Linked DNA regions of Homo sapiens: region 2 is linked to region 1. A link is an interaction called in ENCODE POLR2A ChIA-PET data of the cell type or tissue named here. Cell type or tissue: GM12878. All regions are shown on one strand. Each heading gives the region's core, and the rest is flanking DNA. Links, peaks and the distances in the headings are about the cores only.

Region 1 (7,481 bases), core at 1,137-6,136:
TCATGGCTCACTAAAGCCTCAACCTCCCAGGCTCAAAGGATCTTCTCACCTCAGCCTCCTGAGTAGCTGGGACCACAGCTGTGTGTCACCGGGCCTGGATAATTTTTTAATATTTTGTGGAGATGGGGTCTCACTATGTTGCCCAGGCTGGTCTCAAACTCCTAAGCTTAAGCGATTCTCCTGCCCTGGCCTCTCAAAGCGTGGGGATTACAGGTGTGAGCCACTGCTCCTGGCCAACATGCCTTCTAAGGATTTTCACAGTCTGGCTCTAATCTACCTCTACAATCTCCTTTTCTGTTTTTCATGAGGTTTCCAACATTATAAATAGGGGTGCTAAAATCACATCTTTACTACTTTCAAAACAATGGACCTAGAGACCAGACTTTTTCTTATGTATTCAAATATTTATTCAAAAATATGTATCAAGTGCAATCATGTATCTGGGGTTGTGCTGGGCAGAGGAGGTACACAATGAGCAAAACAGTCCCTGACCCTGTTGTCCCTTCCAGCCTAAGAGAGGAGACCAACTTTAACCAAATCAGTCTCCTAATGTGTGAATAACCCCAAACTGAACCAAGTGCTTGAAGGAGAGGAACGCAGTTCTGTGAGAGTGTATAACATAAAGGTCTGCCCCAGGGCTGGGCGCAGTGGCTCACGCCTGTAATCCCAGCACTTTGGGAGGCCAAGGTGGGTAGATCACTTGAGGTCAGGAGTTCGAGACAAGCCTGGCCAACATGGTGAAACCCTGTCTCTACTAAAAAATACAAATTTTCCAGGTGTGGTGGCGGGCGCCTGTAGTCCCAGATACTCGGGAGGCTGAGGCAGGAGAATTGCTTCAACCTGGGAGGCGGAGGTTGCAGTGAGCCGAGATTGTGCCACCGCACTCCAGACTGGGCAACAGAGCGAGACTCAAAAAAACATCTGCCCACACACACTCTCTCTCTGTCTCTCTCTCTCTGTCTCTCTCTCTCTCACTCTCTCTCTCTCTCTGTCTTCTCTGTGTGTGTGTGTGTGTGTAGTAAAGACTTCCCACAGGGGATGCTTGAGCAGAGATCTGAAGGTGGAGAAGGACCTGACTGAATGAGGTGGAAATGGAACATGATGGGTTCAAGAAACTTAGACCATGTAGCTATTCTTGCATATTTATTTTTTCATATGAACTTTAGTATCAACTTGTTTAGGTCCAGAATAAAAGCTTATTGGTATTCTTACTGAAAGTTGGTAAGTTTATAACATAACATAGGAAGGAGAATTGACATCTTCATGATATTGACTTGACCTATCTGTGAGAGCCACCATTTATGTAAGAGAACATAAACAGAGGTTCCAAGGATCAGGACATGGATATCTTTAGGGGCCATCATTCTTCTCCGCACAAGTACTATTTACAATAATACCAAAGAAGGCCAGGTGCAGCGGCTCACGCCTGTAATCCCAGCACTTTGGGAGGCCAAGGCAGCCGGATCACTTGCGGTCAGGAATTCAAGACCAGCCTGGGCAACATGGTGAAACTCTGTCTCTACTAAAAATACAAAAATTAGCCAGGCATAGTGGCAGGCGCCTGTAATCCCAGCTACTCAGGAGGCTGAGGCACGAGAATTGCTTAAACCCAGGAGGCAGAGGTTTCAGTGAGCTGAGGTCGTGCCACCGCACTCCAGCCTGGGCAACAGAGCAAGATTCAATCTAAAAATAAAATAAAATAAAATAAAACCAGAAAAATGAAATATTTAGGTGTACATTTCACAAATATGTCCTAGATCTATGTGCTGAAAACTACAAAACAATGATGAAGGAAATAAAAGAGAGCTAAATATATGGAGATTTAGAAATGTATGGAGAACTGTGTTCATGGATTGGAAGACTCAATATTGTGAAGATGTCAATACTCTAAAAATTTATCTATAGATTCAACACAATTCCAGTCCAAATCCCAGCAGGATTCTTTATAGATATCAGCATGGTGACTCTAAAATTTACATGGAGAGGCAAAGAAATTAGAATATTCAAAACATTTTTTAAAAATAAGAACAAAATTGGAAGATTCATGCTACTTAATTTTGAGACTTACTATAAAGCCACAGTACTCAAGACAGTGTGGTATTGATGCAAGGATGGATACGTAGGTCAATGTAATAGAATAGAGAGTGCAGAAATTTACCCATACTTTTTACAAAAATTCACTTAAAATTAATCATAGACCTGGCTGGGCCTGGTGGCTCATACCTGTAATCCCAGCACTTTGGGAGGCCAAGGCGAGTGGATTGCTTGAATCCAGGTGTTTGAGACCAGTCTGGGCAACATGGTGAAACTCTGTCTCTACAAAAAATAAAATTAAAAACAAAATTAGCCAGGCATGGTGGCACATGCCTGGGAGCTACTTGGGAGGCTGAGGTGGGAGGATGGCTTGAACCTGGGAGGCAGAGGTTGCAGTCAGCAGCGATCACACCACTGCACTCCAGCCTGGGTGACAGAGCGACACCCTGTTTAAAAAAAAAAAAATCAATCATAGACCTAAATATAAGATGTATAACTTTTAGAAGAAAACACAGAAGAAAGTCTTTGTTTTCTGGTGTTAGGCCAATAATTCTTAGATATGACACCAAAAGCACTATCCATAACAGAAAAATTTGATAAGTTGGACTTCATGAAAATTATGAGCTGTTGCTCTGCAAAAGATGCTAAGAGGATGAAAAAACAATATACTGGGAGAAACTATTTATAAATAACATATCTAACAAAGGACTTGTATCCAGAATATACAAAGAGCTCTCCAAACAATGAGGAAACAAACAATCCAATATAAAAATGGGCAATAAACCGTGGAAGCAAAGGACCAGTAGGTGAAGATAAAGGCATCAGAGCATTTAAGGAATCTGCAAAGCAGACACTGGCTCCAGCAGCAAGTGTAAGTGGCAGCAGGAGATGGCCAAGAGCACCCAGGGAAAAGGCGCAAGCCCTAGAAGACCTGGCTGGCTTCAAAGACCCAGCACCAGGTCATACTGAAGAATCAATGACTCATGACAAAACCACCAAAATACCCTGCAAATCACCACCAGAACTAGTAGACACTGCAACAAGCTCAAAGAAATGGCCCAGGGCTTGTGGCCAGAAAGTAGAAGTGAAAGAAGAGCTATTAGCAGTCGGCAAGCTCACACAAACATCAGGGGAGACCACGCACACCAATAAAGAACCAGAAGGTGAGGGCAAAGGCATGAAAGCATTTAAGCAACCTGCAAAGCAGAAGCTGGACCCAGAAAATGTAACTGGCAGCAGGAGATTGCCAAGAGTGCCCAAGGAAAAGGCCCAACCCCTAGAAGATCTGGCCAGCTTCCAAGAGCTCTCTCAAACACCAGGCCACACTGAGGAACTGGCAAATGGTGCTGATAGCTTTACAAGTGCTCCAAAGCAAGCACCTGACAGTGGAAAACCTCTAAAAATATCCAGAAGAGTTCTTCAGGCCCCTAAAGTAGAACCCGTGGGAGACCTGGTAGGCACCAGAGACTGTAAAATCACAAAGCAAAAGCAACACCTCCCTGCCCCCACTGCCCTTCAAGAGGGGATGTGGAAAAGATGGAAGTGTCACAGGAACCAAGAGGCCGCACTGCATGCCTGCACCAGAGGAAATCATAGAGGAGCTGCCAGCCAGCAAGAAGCAGAGAGGGTTGCTCCCAGGGTGAGAGGCAAATCACCCGAACCCTTGGTCATCATGAAGAGAAGTCTGAGGACTTCTGCAAAAAGAATTGAACCTGCAGAAGATCTGAACAGCAATAACATGAAAACCAACAAAGAGGAATACGAATTACAAGACTCAGTCCCTGAAAATAAGGGAATGTCCCTGCTCTCCAGACGCCAAAGTAAGACTGATGTAGAACAGCAAATAACTAAGGTCATTGTATTAGCAGAAAGAATTCAAATAAACTGAAATGAAAACAAGCCCATGAAGACCTCCCAAGACATGGACATTCAAAATCCAGATGATGGAGCCCAGAAACCCATACCTAGGGGCAAAGTCAGTGAAAACAAAAGGTGCTTGAGGTCTGTTAGACAGAATAAGAGCTCCCAGCCTAAAGTGGCAGAGGAGAGCAGAGGGCAGAAGAGTGCGGGGGTTCTCGTGCAGAATCAGGAAGGGAAAGGAGAAGCAGGAAATTCAGACTCCATGTGTTTGAGAGCAAGAAAGATGAAAAGCCAGTCTGCAGCAAGCACTTTGGAGAGTGAATATGCACAGAGTAACGTGGAATGTCAAGAGGCGTGCAGAAAATCCAAAGAAGGCTGAGGGCTGGGTGCGGTGGCTCACGCCTGTAATCCCAGCACTTTGGGAGGCTGAGGCGGGCGGATCACGAGGTCAGGAGATCGAGACCATCCTGGCTAACATGGTGAAACCGCGTCTGTACTAAAAATACAAAAAATTAGCCCGGCGTGGTGGCGGGCGCCTGTAATCCCAGCTACTTGGAAGGCTGAGGCAGGAGAATGGCGTGAACCCGGGAGGCGGAGCTTGCAGTGAGCCGAGATCGCGCCACTGCACTCCAGCCTGGGCAACAGAGCGAGACTCCATCTCAAAAAAAAAAAAAAAAAAAAAAAGAAGGCTGAGGACATTGTGTGCGTCAAGAAAATAAGAACCAGAAGTCACTGGGACAGTGAAGACATTTAACAAAGAAATCTAACTGGGAAAAATATAATAAAGCTAGTTTTGTGATAAACAAACAAACAAAAAGGGCAAAATATTTGAACAGCCATTTCACCAAAGAAGATATGCAGATGTCTATAAGGAAATGAACAAGCTGCTGAACATCAACAGTAAAATGCAAATTAAAGCCATAATGAAATACCACTGATGCACCTATTACAATGGCTTAAAAAAACTGACAATACCAATTGCTGGCCAGGCTGTAGAACAACTGGAACATTCATACATTGCTAGTGGGAATGCAAAAATGGTTCAGCCACTTTGGAAAAACAGTTTGGCAGGTTTTTAAAATAAAGTTAAAAATATATTTACCACATGTTCCACCAATTCCATGCCTACATATTTCCTTAAAAGAAATGAAAACTTATGTTCACACAAAATCCTATATGCAAATGTTGATAGCAGCTTCAGTCGTAATTGCTAAAAACTGGAAGCAACTGGTGAATGGAGAAACAAATTGTGATCAACCATACAATGGAACGCTACTCAGCAATAAAAAGGAACAGACTATTGATACACACAATGACACGTGTGGCTGAATCTCAAATACATTATTCTGTGAGAAAGAAGCCGGCTCAAAAGTCTACATTCTGTATTATTCCATTTATATGACATTCTGGAATATGCATAAGTATATTGACAGAGAACAGATTAGTCTTTCCAGGGATTAAGCACAGAGTAGAGGAATCAACCATAACAGGACAGCATTAGGTAGTTCTTTGGGGGGAATTAGAATTCTTCTGCATCGTGACTGTGGTAGTAGTTACATGGCTTGGTGAGTTTGTCAAAATTCGTAGAACTATACACCAAAAAGAATGAAATTTACTGAAAGATACATTTTAAAATAAAATAAAATAAACCCCAGGTATTCATGGCTCTACTTCCAATGCCCAAGCTGCCTTGAGCTTCTGAGCTCTAATGGATGAAAAGGTGGATGGATATAGGGTTTGCCTGCAAGCCTTGTCCAAGCCCTGTGATTTCACTCACATTATAGGTTGAGTTCTCTGGGAAGCAGACTCTGAGTTGGAGATTAGCACCCAGGATATCTTTTTGTTTTGTTTTTTTTTTGAGATGGAGTCTCGCTCTGTCACCCAGGCTAGAGTGCAATGGCACGATCTCTGTTCACTGAAACCTCCGCCTCCCAGGCTTGAGTGATTCTCCTGCCTCAGCCTCCCAAGTAGCTGGGATTATAGGCACCCACCACCACACCTGGCTAATTTTTGTATTTTTAGTAGAGATGAGGTTTCACCATGTTGGCTAGGCTGGTTTCAAACTCTGCACCCAGGAGATTTATTAGAGAGGGCCCTTGAGATCAACATCTATTGAAGGGAAGGGAAGGATGTAGGATTGGGCAGAGGGGCAAGTCAGGTGGCAGCACAAGCCCAACATTGTCTCTCTTGGTCTACCACATGGTGATCTTTGAAGATGAGGTGGTTATTCGGAGTTGTCGCTTGTTGAGGGGAGAGGGCTGGGCCCCCTGTTTTTCAGCTATTAGATGCAGGCTGACCCCTAGAAGGATGCAACTTTGGGTGAGGCAGCTCTTTTTAGCCAAGGCAATCACTGAAGTTGCTGACAGCTGAGGGTTTTCTGTGGGCACCGCTCCCAGCAGCTGGAGAATACTTCCTTTATTCCAGAAGGAGAATCTGGACAGCATCTACCACACTTCCTGACCTCTTCAAAAGAGGAGGTATTCCAATCTTTTTTACTACCTCCCAGAGGGCAGAAATGGTGATTTCCTGTTGAAATCCAGTGGCAGAACACTTACCAGGTCCTTTTGAGTTTTCTAATAAAAACATAAATCAATAAACAAACATATTTTCTGGGCAAAGAGTGGCTTCTCACAGGAATTTTTTCTAATTTTACACATTTTTCTTCCTTGTGATAATATGTATAATTTATTTTATGAGAAGTAAAACATAAATTGTAATAGAACTTAGTTTTAGTATTTTTTTTTTAAGAGATGGGTACTCATTCTGAAGCCCAGACTGGAGTGCAGTGGCGGCAATCATAGCTCACTGCAGCCCCCAATCTCTGGGGCTCAAGCGATCCTCCCACCTCAGCCTCCCAAGTAGCTGGGACCACAGGCATGTGCCAACACACCCGGCTAATTTTGTTTATTTTTGTAGAGATGCGGGTCTCACTATGTTGCCCAGGCTGGTCTTGAACTCCTGGGCTTAAGCAATCCTCCTGCCTTAGCTTCCCAAAGTGCTGGGATTACAGGTGTGCGCCACCGCCCCCAGCCACGTTTGCTAATTTCAACATTTTCTTAACAAAAAGGAAAATTAATTACATGGTGTAGGTCAGGCATCTTTTATAACACTCTTACTTCTTCACATTCTTAAAATGTTGACTTTCTAATGTGAAGACTGGACAGGCTTCCAAGCTCTGGTCAAAGTGGGGCAAGGATTACTCTAGAGAGATTGTTAGGATATCACTGTATACCACTCCATCTCCCATGAGTATACAAGTTGTGCTGTGAGAGGAGTTTCTCACCATCTTTTGTACTTAAACATCGCTTCATTTCTTGCTCCTCCTTAATCCTCTTCATAGCCTCTACCTAACCTAAAATATTGGGAATCCAAGGTTCCATGTTGGGCCCCCTCTTCTTGTACTCAACCACCTGAGATTTTCAATTCCCATGGCTTCTCCCAACAAGTTTACATTATTCACTCTTAAATATCATCTCCAGGCTGGGCATGGTGGCTCATGCCTGTAATCTCAGCACTTTGAGAGGCCGAGGCAGGTGGATCACCTGAGGTCACGAGTTCGAGACCAGCCTGGCCAACATGGTGAAACC
Region 2 (7,481 bases), core at 1,377-6,376, 800 kb before region 1:
GAGAAGAGGGGAAAGGAGTCAGGGTGTACAATCTCTCGATGTGCTGCAGTTACCATGGAGAAGACTTGAATTCCCCCCATCTCCGTTACCCTCCTTGCCCCACTACAATGATAGTAGTTAGGAATAATAGCCTTTGATATGGACAACCAATGGTTTGTTTGTTTGTTTTTCTTTTCTTTTTTGAGTTTCACTCTTGTTGCCCAGGCTGGAGTGCAATGGCACGATCTCGGCTCTCCACAACCTCCGCCTCCCGGGTTCAAGCGATTCTCCTGCCTCAGCCTCCCGAGTAGCTGGGATTATAGGCATGCTCCGCCACGCCCGGCTAATTTTGTATTTTTAGTAGAGACGGGATTTCTCCATGTTGGTCAGGCTGGTCTTGAACTCCCGACCTCAGGTGATCCGCCTGCCTCAGCCTCCCAAAGTGCTGGGGTTATAGGCGTGAGCCACCGTGCCCGGCCATGGGCAACTAATGTTTTTTTAGCAAATTATCAATAGAAAAATGCTTAGAGGCCTGGCGCGGTGGTTCATACCTCTAATCCCAGCACTTTGGGAGGCTGAGGTGGGCGGATCACTTGAGATCCAGAGTTCGAGACTAGCCTGGGCAACATGATGAAACTCGTCTCTACTAAAAATACAAAAATTAGCCAGGTGTGGTGGCACACGCCTGTAGTCCTAGCTACTCAAGAGGCTGAGGTGGGAGGATCGCATCAGCCCAGGAGTTAGAGGCTGCAGTGAGTTATGATTGCACCACTGCACTCCAGCCTGGGTGACAGAGTGAGACCACATTTCAATTTATTTTAAAAAAAGAAAAATGCTTAGAAAACAGCCAGGCGCGGCCAGGCGCGGCAGCTCATGCCTGTAATCCCAACACTTTGGGAAGAGGGTGCAGGAGGATCGCTTGAGGTCAGGAGTTCAGGACCAGCCTCAGCAAAATGGCAAAACCCTTCTCTACCAAAAATACAAAACTTAACGGGTGTGGTGGTGTGCATCTGTAGTCTCAGCTACTCAGGATGCTGAGGTGGGAAGATGGCTTGAACCCAGGAGGCAGTGGTTGCAAGTGAGCAGAGATCGCACCACAGCACTCCATCCTGGTCAACAGAGTGATACCCTGTCTAAAAAAGAAAGGAAAGGAGAGGAGAGGGGAGGGGAGGGGAGGAGGCCTGGCGCCATGGCTCACACCTGTAATCCCAATACTTTGGGAGGCCAAAGTGGGTGGATCACCTGAGGTCAGGAGTTCGAGACCAACCTGGCTAACATGGTGAAACTCCATCTCTTGTATTAGTAAAATACAAAAATTAGTCGGGCATAGTGGTGCGTGCCTGTAGTCCCAGTGACTCAGGAGTCTGAGACAGGAGAATAGCTTGAACCCGGGAGGTGGAGGTTGCAGTTAGCCGAGATCACATCACTGCACTCCAGCCTGGGTGAAAGAGCGAGACTCCATCTCAAACAAACAAAAAATGTTATTGATCTTGGCTGGGCGCGATAGTCCACGCCTGTAATCCCAGAATTTGGGGGAAGGCCGAGGTGGGCAGATCACTTGAGACCAGCCTGGGCAACATACCTTGTCTCTGCAAAAAATAAACAAAATTAGTTGCGCATGGTGACGCGCACCTGTAGTCCCAGCTACTCAGGAGGTGAGGAGGTGGGAGGATCTCTTGAGCCTGGGAGGTCCAGACTGCAGTGAGCCATGATCGCACCACTGCACTGCAGCCTAAGGGACAGAGCGAAACACTGTCTCAATCAGTCAAATGGTATTGATCTTGATTACTGAGTTTTTTTGGTACCCCCTTACATTTTACACTTAAGGCGAATGCCTCCCTCACCTTACCCTAGTCCTAGCCCTGCAGAGAAACCTTGTTATCTAAAATCATAGACTATCGGAAAATTTCCTGTTTGAAATAATATCAATAAGAATAAAACCTCCTACTCTTCCCTGGAGGATCTAAGTTACTTTGACACAGAGAAACAGCCTTGATTTCTGACCCAGGTGCAGAGCTTCAGATAATGGGTATCTGAAGCCAAAACTTCACATCTATGTTTAGTGTTTTTTTTTCTTTTCTTTTTTTTCTGAGATAGGGTCTCACTCTGTCACCCAGGCTGAAGTGCAGTGGCATGATCACAGCTCACTGCAGCCTCAACCTCCTAGGCTCAAGTGATCCTCCCACCTTAGCCTCCCAAGTAGCTGACAGACTACAGGCACACGCCACAACGCCCGGCTACCTTTGTTCATTTTTTGTAAAGACAAGATATTACTGTGTTGCCCAGGCTGGTCTTAAACTCTTGGGCTCAAGGGATTCACCCACCTCAAGTGCTAGGATTACAGGCCTGAGCCACTGCACGCAGCCTATCTTTTGTGGGTTTTTTTGAGACAGAGTCTCGCTCTGTTGCCCAGGCTGGAGTGCAGTGTGTGATCTCCACTCACTGTGACCTCCGCCTCCCGGGTTCATGCGATTCTCCTGCCTCAGCCTCCCGAGTAGCTGGGATTACAGGCATGTGCCACCACACTCAGCTAATTTTTGTATTTTTAGTAGAGACAGGGTTTCATCAAGTTGGCCAGGCTGGTCTCCAACTGCTAACCTCAGGTGATCCAACTGCCTCAGCCTCCCAAAGTGCTGAGATTACAGGCGTGAGCCACTGCGCCCAGCTTCTTTTGTGTTTCTAAAGAAAAAGGACCCTAGGTCTGCTTCACAGTCTGAACCTAATGTTAATCCTTTTCCATACCAACCTCCTTTGCTTTGGGCTTGTCAAAACACTGCTTCATTTAAACTTTACCTAAACTCCACTCCTATATCCTATACTAATCCCATTTCTTCCTTTGTTCATTGACACTAAGGTGATCAACCAACTCTGTTTGCCCAGGAATAGGGTTTACTGGGACAAGGGCATTCAGTACTAAAAGCAGGAAAGTCCTGGGCAAACTGGAACAAGTTAAGTTACCTTAGGTGAGACATCCCCACAGTTCCTGTGGGGCGTGGTCTTCCTTGCCGCAGCAGGTTAATAAACCCATCTCTTTTGCGACTATGGATGTGACCTTGGTAGTCTTTATCAAGGTCATTAATGTTGGAAGAGTTCACAGAGGTGAAGTTTGAGATCAGTCCTAGTATGTATTGACGGTGGAAAAATGAATAGGCCTGATTCAGGCTTCAGGTCAGCGGGGTATTGCTGGGGGAATAGTTAAAGGCTGAATGCTAAGCTGCAGAAAGGCAGTGATGGTGGAAGAGTTATCAGAGCACTAGATTGAGGTCAGACTAAATACTGCTGGGAAGCCGGGCGTGGTGGCTCACGCCTGTAATCCCAGCACTTTGGGAGGCCGAAGCGGGCAGCCTGGCCAACATGGTGAAACCTTGTCTCTACCAAAAAAACAAAAATTAGCTGGGTGTGGTGGCTCACGCCTGTAATCTCAGCTACTCGGGAAGCTGAGACAGGAGAATCGCTTGAACCCGGGAGGCAGAGGTTGCAGTGAGCCGAGATCGCGCCACTGCACACCAGCCTGGGCGATAGAGCGAGACTGTCTCACCAAAAAAAAAAAAGATGGGGTTTAAAGTTGGTCCAGAAGTGGTGAAAATGTTAACAGGGGCCCAGATTTTAGATTTTGACAAGGGAGTTATTGACGGTGGATTAGATAACAAATGACCAAGTTCGAGGTCCAGCCAGATGAGCAGTGGTGGCAGCAGAGTTCATAGAAACCAGCAGTTTGAGATTTCTTGTCTAGACCAAATCTGGGGAGTTGTAGACAGATGGTGCAGCTGACCAGTGGCTGCATCGGGGAGGTGGGATCTGGTTCCTGGTGGCCAATGGGATGAAGTAGCAGCCTGTTCTAGGGAGAAGCCCCTGTTGCTATGTGCAGGGTGAAAGGGACCTGAGTTGCTATAAATAGTTAGCCAATGAATGCACGAGAAGATGGGCTTTAGTCTCTTCAGCCTATGGCAGTCATGGTAAACTGTTACTAGGTAGTAACTAACCCCGTTGCCATGTGAAGCGAGGCAGCCAAAGCCTAGCTTGAGAAGCTGTGGACAGAAGGCGCAGTTAGCTAATGGCTGAATATAAGAAACAGGCTCTGGTCTCCCAGGTCAATATGAGGCTGCCTGATCTGTAAATCAGCAGAAGTCCCCATTGTCCAGTGCAAGGAAGGGGCAGGACGGACATAGCCTGACGGGGAGGGTGCAGGTAAATAGCACAGCTGGAGGTATTTGAAGTGGGTGGGGGCACAGCCCGAGGTTGCTTTGGAGAGATGGTGCAGCTAGCCAATGGCTCTGTGTGGGAGGCAAGCTTTAGTCTCCATGGCCAATGAAATGCGAACATCCTTGTCACTAGGCGAAATAATTTTGCGGTTCAAATTACATCATTAAGAATGAAGCATCTTAATGCCTGAGAGACTAAATCACTTTGACACAGAACAGGAGCCTCAATTTCCAACCCAAGTGGAAGACAGGGAGGAGATGTAACATGAGAGGTTGCAGACAGATGACACAAAAAGGAAAAGAAATAAGTTAAATTAACTTTAATAACATACTTTGTTTGAACTACATTAACCAAACATTCTTATTTCAACAGGTAATAAATTTTTAAAATTACCTAGATATTTGGCATTCTTTTTGTGGTAATAACACTGTGAAATCAGATGTGTATTTTACACTGACAGCACATCTCAATTTTGAAAGCTAAATTTTCATCAGAAATACTTGATTTGTACTTAGATTTCACAAAATTTAGTTGAAAACATAGGTTAACATTCCTGGCGTGGTGGCACACGCCTGGAATCCCAGCACTTTGGAAGGCCGAGGTGGGTGGATCACCTGAGGTCAAGAGTTTGAGACCAGCCTGGCCAACATGGAGAAACCCCGTGTCTACTAAAAATACAAAAAATTAGCCGGGTGTGGTGGCATGTGCCTGGGAGGTTAAGGCAGGACAATCGCTTAAATCCGGGAGGTGGAGGTTGCGGTGAGCCAAGATCATGCCATTGTACTCTGGCCTGGCAACAAGAGCGAAACTCTCTCAAAAAACAAAAACAAAAATATTCACAAGTGGCCAGGCACAGTAGCTTATGCCTGTAATCCCAGTACTTTGGGAGGCCAAGGAGGGAGGATTGCTTAAGGCCAGCAGTTCCAGACTAGCCTGGGCAACACAGTGAGACCCTGTCTCTACAAAAACTAAACAAAATTAGCTAGTCATCGTGGTGCTCCCCTGTGGTTCCAGCTACTCAGGAGGCTGAGGAGGGGAGATGGCTTATGGCCAGAGGTTCCAGGCTGCAGTGAGCTATGATTGTGCCACCATACTCCAGCCTGGGCAACAAAGAAAGATCCTGTCTCTAGAAATAAATAAACAAACAACAACAAATTCACAAGTCATTCCAAATATACTTTAAAAGTTTTCCAATAATTTAATTATCTATTTTATTGTGTGTGTGTTAATTTTTTTTATTTTTTACTTTTGTGGGTACATAGTGGGTGTGTGAGTATCTAATTTAAATGTTAAATTAACTAAAATGAATAAATTTAGAAATTCAGTTCCTCAATCTGATTAGCCTCATAGTTTTTTGTTTTGTTTTGTTTTGTTTTGTTTTTTGTTGGAAACAAGGTGTTGCTCTGTCGCCCAGGCTGGAGGGCAGTGGTACAATCATAGCTCACTGCAGCCTCGATCTCCTGGGTTCAAACAATCCTTCTGCTTCAGCCTCCCAAAATGCTGAGATTACAGGCATGACCACTGTACCTGGCCTCATTAGCCTCAAGTGCTCAATAACCATGTGGCTATTTCGGCCTTATCTGATGGCACAATTCTAGACAACATGACTTTTTTTTGAGACAGGGTTTCATTCTGTCACCCAGGCTGGAGTGCAGTGGCATGACCACAGCTCACTGCAGCCTTGACCTCCCAGGCTCAGGTGATCCTCCCATCTCAGCCTCCTGAGTAGCTGCTACTACAGGTGCAAGTCACCACACCCCAGCTAATTTTTGTAGAGACAGAGTTTTGCCACGTTGCCCAGGCTTGTCTCAAACTCCTGGGCTCAAGTGATCCTCCCATATTGGCCTCCCAAAGTGCCAGGATTACAGGGGTGAGGCACCGCACCCAGCCTCAATAACATGCCATTGATGGTGATGGAGCTGAGTGATATTGTGGCATATATATTTGGTTTTGTCCCAGTTTCCGGACAAATGGCTCCAAAAACCCTTGGAATATCCAGAATGATAAGAGTGTCTTTTGCTTGTTAATGAGATGACTGGTGGCTGGGGGCCTCTAGATAGCTTCAGGTTGGGGGCTGAGCAACTAAATAGGGAGTTGGGACTTTGAGCCCCACCCCCAACCTCCTGGGAGGGGAGAGTGGCTGAAGATTGACTTGATCACCAATGGCCAATGGTTTAACCGATCATGTCTAGGTAATGAAGCCTCCATAAAAAACCAAAAGCATCAGCGGTGGCTCATGCCTGTAATCCAAACACTTTGTGAGGTCGAGGTGGGAGGATTGCTTGAGCCCAGGAATTCAAGACTAGCCTGGGGCCGGGCATGGTGGCTCACACCTATAATCCCAGCACTTTGGGAGGCTGAGGTAGATGGATTACTTAAGGTCAGGAGTCAAGACCAGCCAGGCCAACAGAGTGAAACTCCATCTCTACTAAAAATACAAAAATTATCCAGGTGAGGTGGCTCGTGCCTGTAGTTCCAGCTACTCAGGAGGCTGAGGCAGGAGGATCGCTTGAACCTGGGAGGTGGAGGCTGCAGTGAGCCGAGATAGCACCACTGCACTCCAGTCTGGGAAACAGAGAGAGACTCCATCAAAAAAAAAAAAAGAAGAAGAAGAAGCATAGGTCACAACCTGTGCTTGCCATTGGCATCTGAAGTTGGGGGAGGTTTTGTGATACTGAGCCCATGATACTGAGACCATCACCTGATGGTCACCTGACATTGCTGGTCCTAGGTGTGGGAGGAAAGCCTTCTCCTGCCCTGCTCATGCCTAACTAGCTGCCTACTATAACTCTAGGGGATCTGACTTCCAGGTAGGTAATGTTGGAATGGAATTGAATTAGAGGACACTGAACTGGTGTTTGCTGGAGAATGTGCCAGAAATTTGCTGGGGGGCAGGGGGCACTGGGGAACCTCCACACATCTGGTATCAGAAGTGCTGAGTGAGAGTGGAGTGTAGGAAAAGGAGACCAGTCACAGTGGCTGACTCCTGTAATCCCAGCACTTTTGGAAGCTGAAACAGGAGGATCACTTGAGGCCAGGAGTTTGAGACCAGCCTGGGCAACGTAGTGAGACCCCCATCTGATATGGTTTGGATCTGTGTCCTCTCCCAAATCTCATGTTGAATTGTAATCCCCAAAGTAGGAGGTGGAGCCTGGTGGGAGTTGATTGGATCATAGGGGTGTTCCTTCATGAGCGGTTTAACATCATCCTCTTGGTGCTGTTCTCTCGATAGTGAGTGAGTGAGTTATCAAAAGATCTGGTTATTTAAAAGTATGTAGCACCTCCCCCTCTCTCTTCCT

Evidence for each region. ChIA-PET counts read pairs that join two places held together with the same protein. Peaks named below come from ENCODE experiments on the same cell type or tissue, not always from the same donor. Only the 100,000 strongest peaks of a DNase experiment are listed, where the experiment ranks them.
Region 2: POLR2A ChIA-PET joins it to region 1 with 6 read pairs; 1 of 35 experiments calls an interaction of 5 or more read pairs at or near these places.

Annotation. Positions count from the first base shown.
Region 1 is chrX:46,558,094-46,565,574 of GRCh38, reverse strand. It overlaps the pseudogene MKI67P1. Among named protein-coding and RNA genes, the nearest start is that of CHST7, 12 kb to the left of the region's middle. RefSeq lists an enhancer at 2,939-3,468. In GM12878, for the core only: no CTCF peak of the experiment used is centred there; a DNase peak (open chromatin) is centred at 3,094; H3K4me3 peaks cover 516 bases; H3K27ac peaks cover 593 bases.
Region 2 is chrX:47,358,598-47,366,078 of GRCh38, reverse strand. No RefSeq gene overlaps it. Among named protein-coding and RNA genes, the nearest start is that of ZNF157, 8.2 kb to the left of the region's middle. RefSeq lists an enhancer at 4,004-4,203. In GM12878, for the core only: a CTCF peak has its summit at 3,660; DNase peaks (open chromatin) are centred at 3,818 and 4,228; H3K4me3 peaks cover 303 bases; H3K27ac peaks cover 1,054 bases.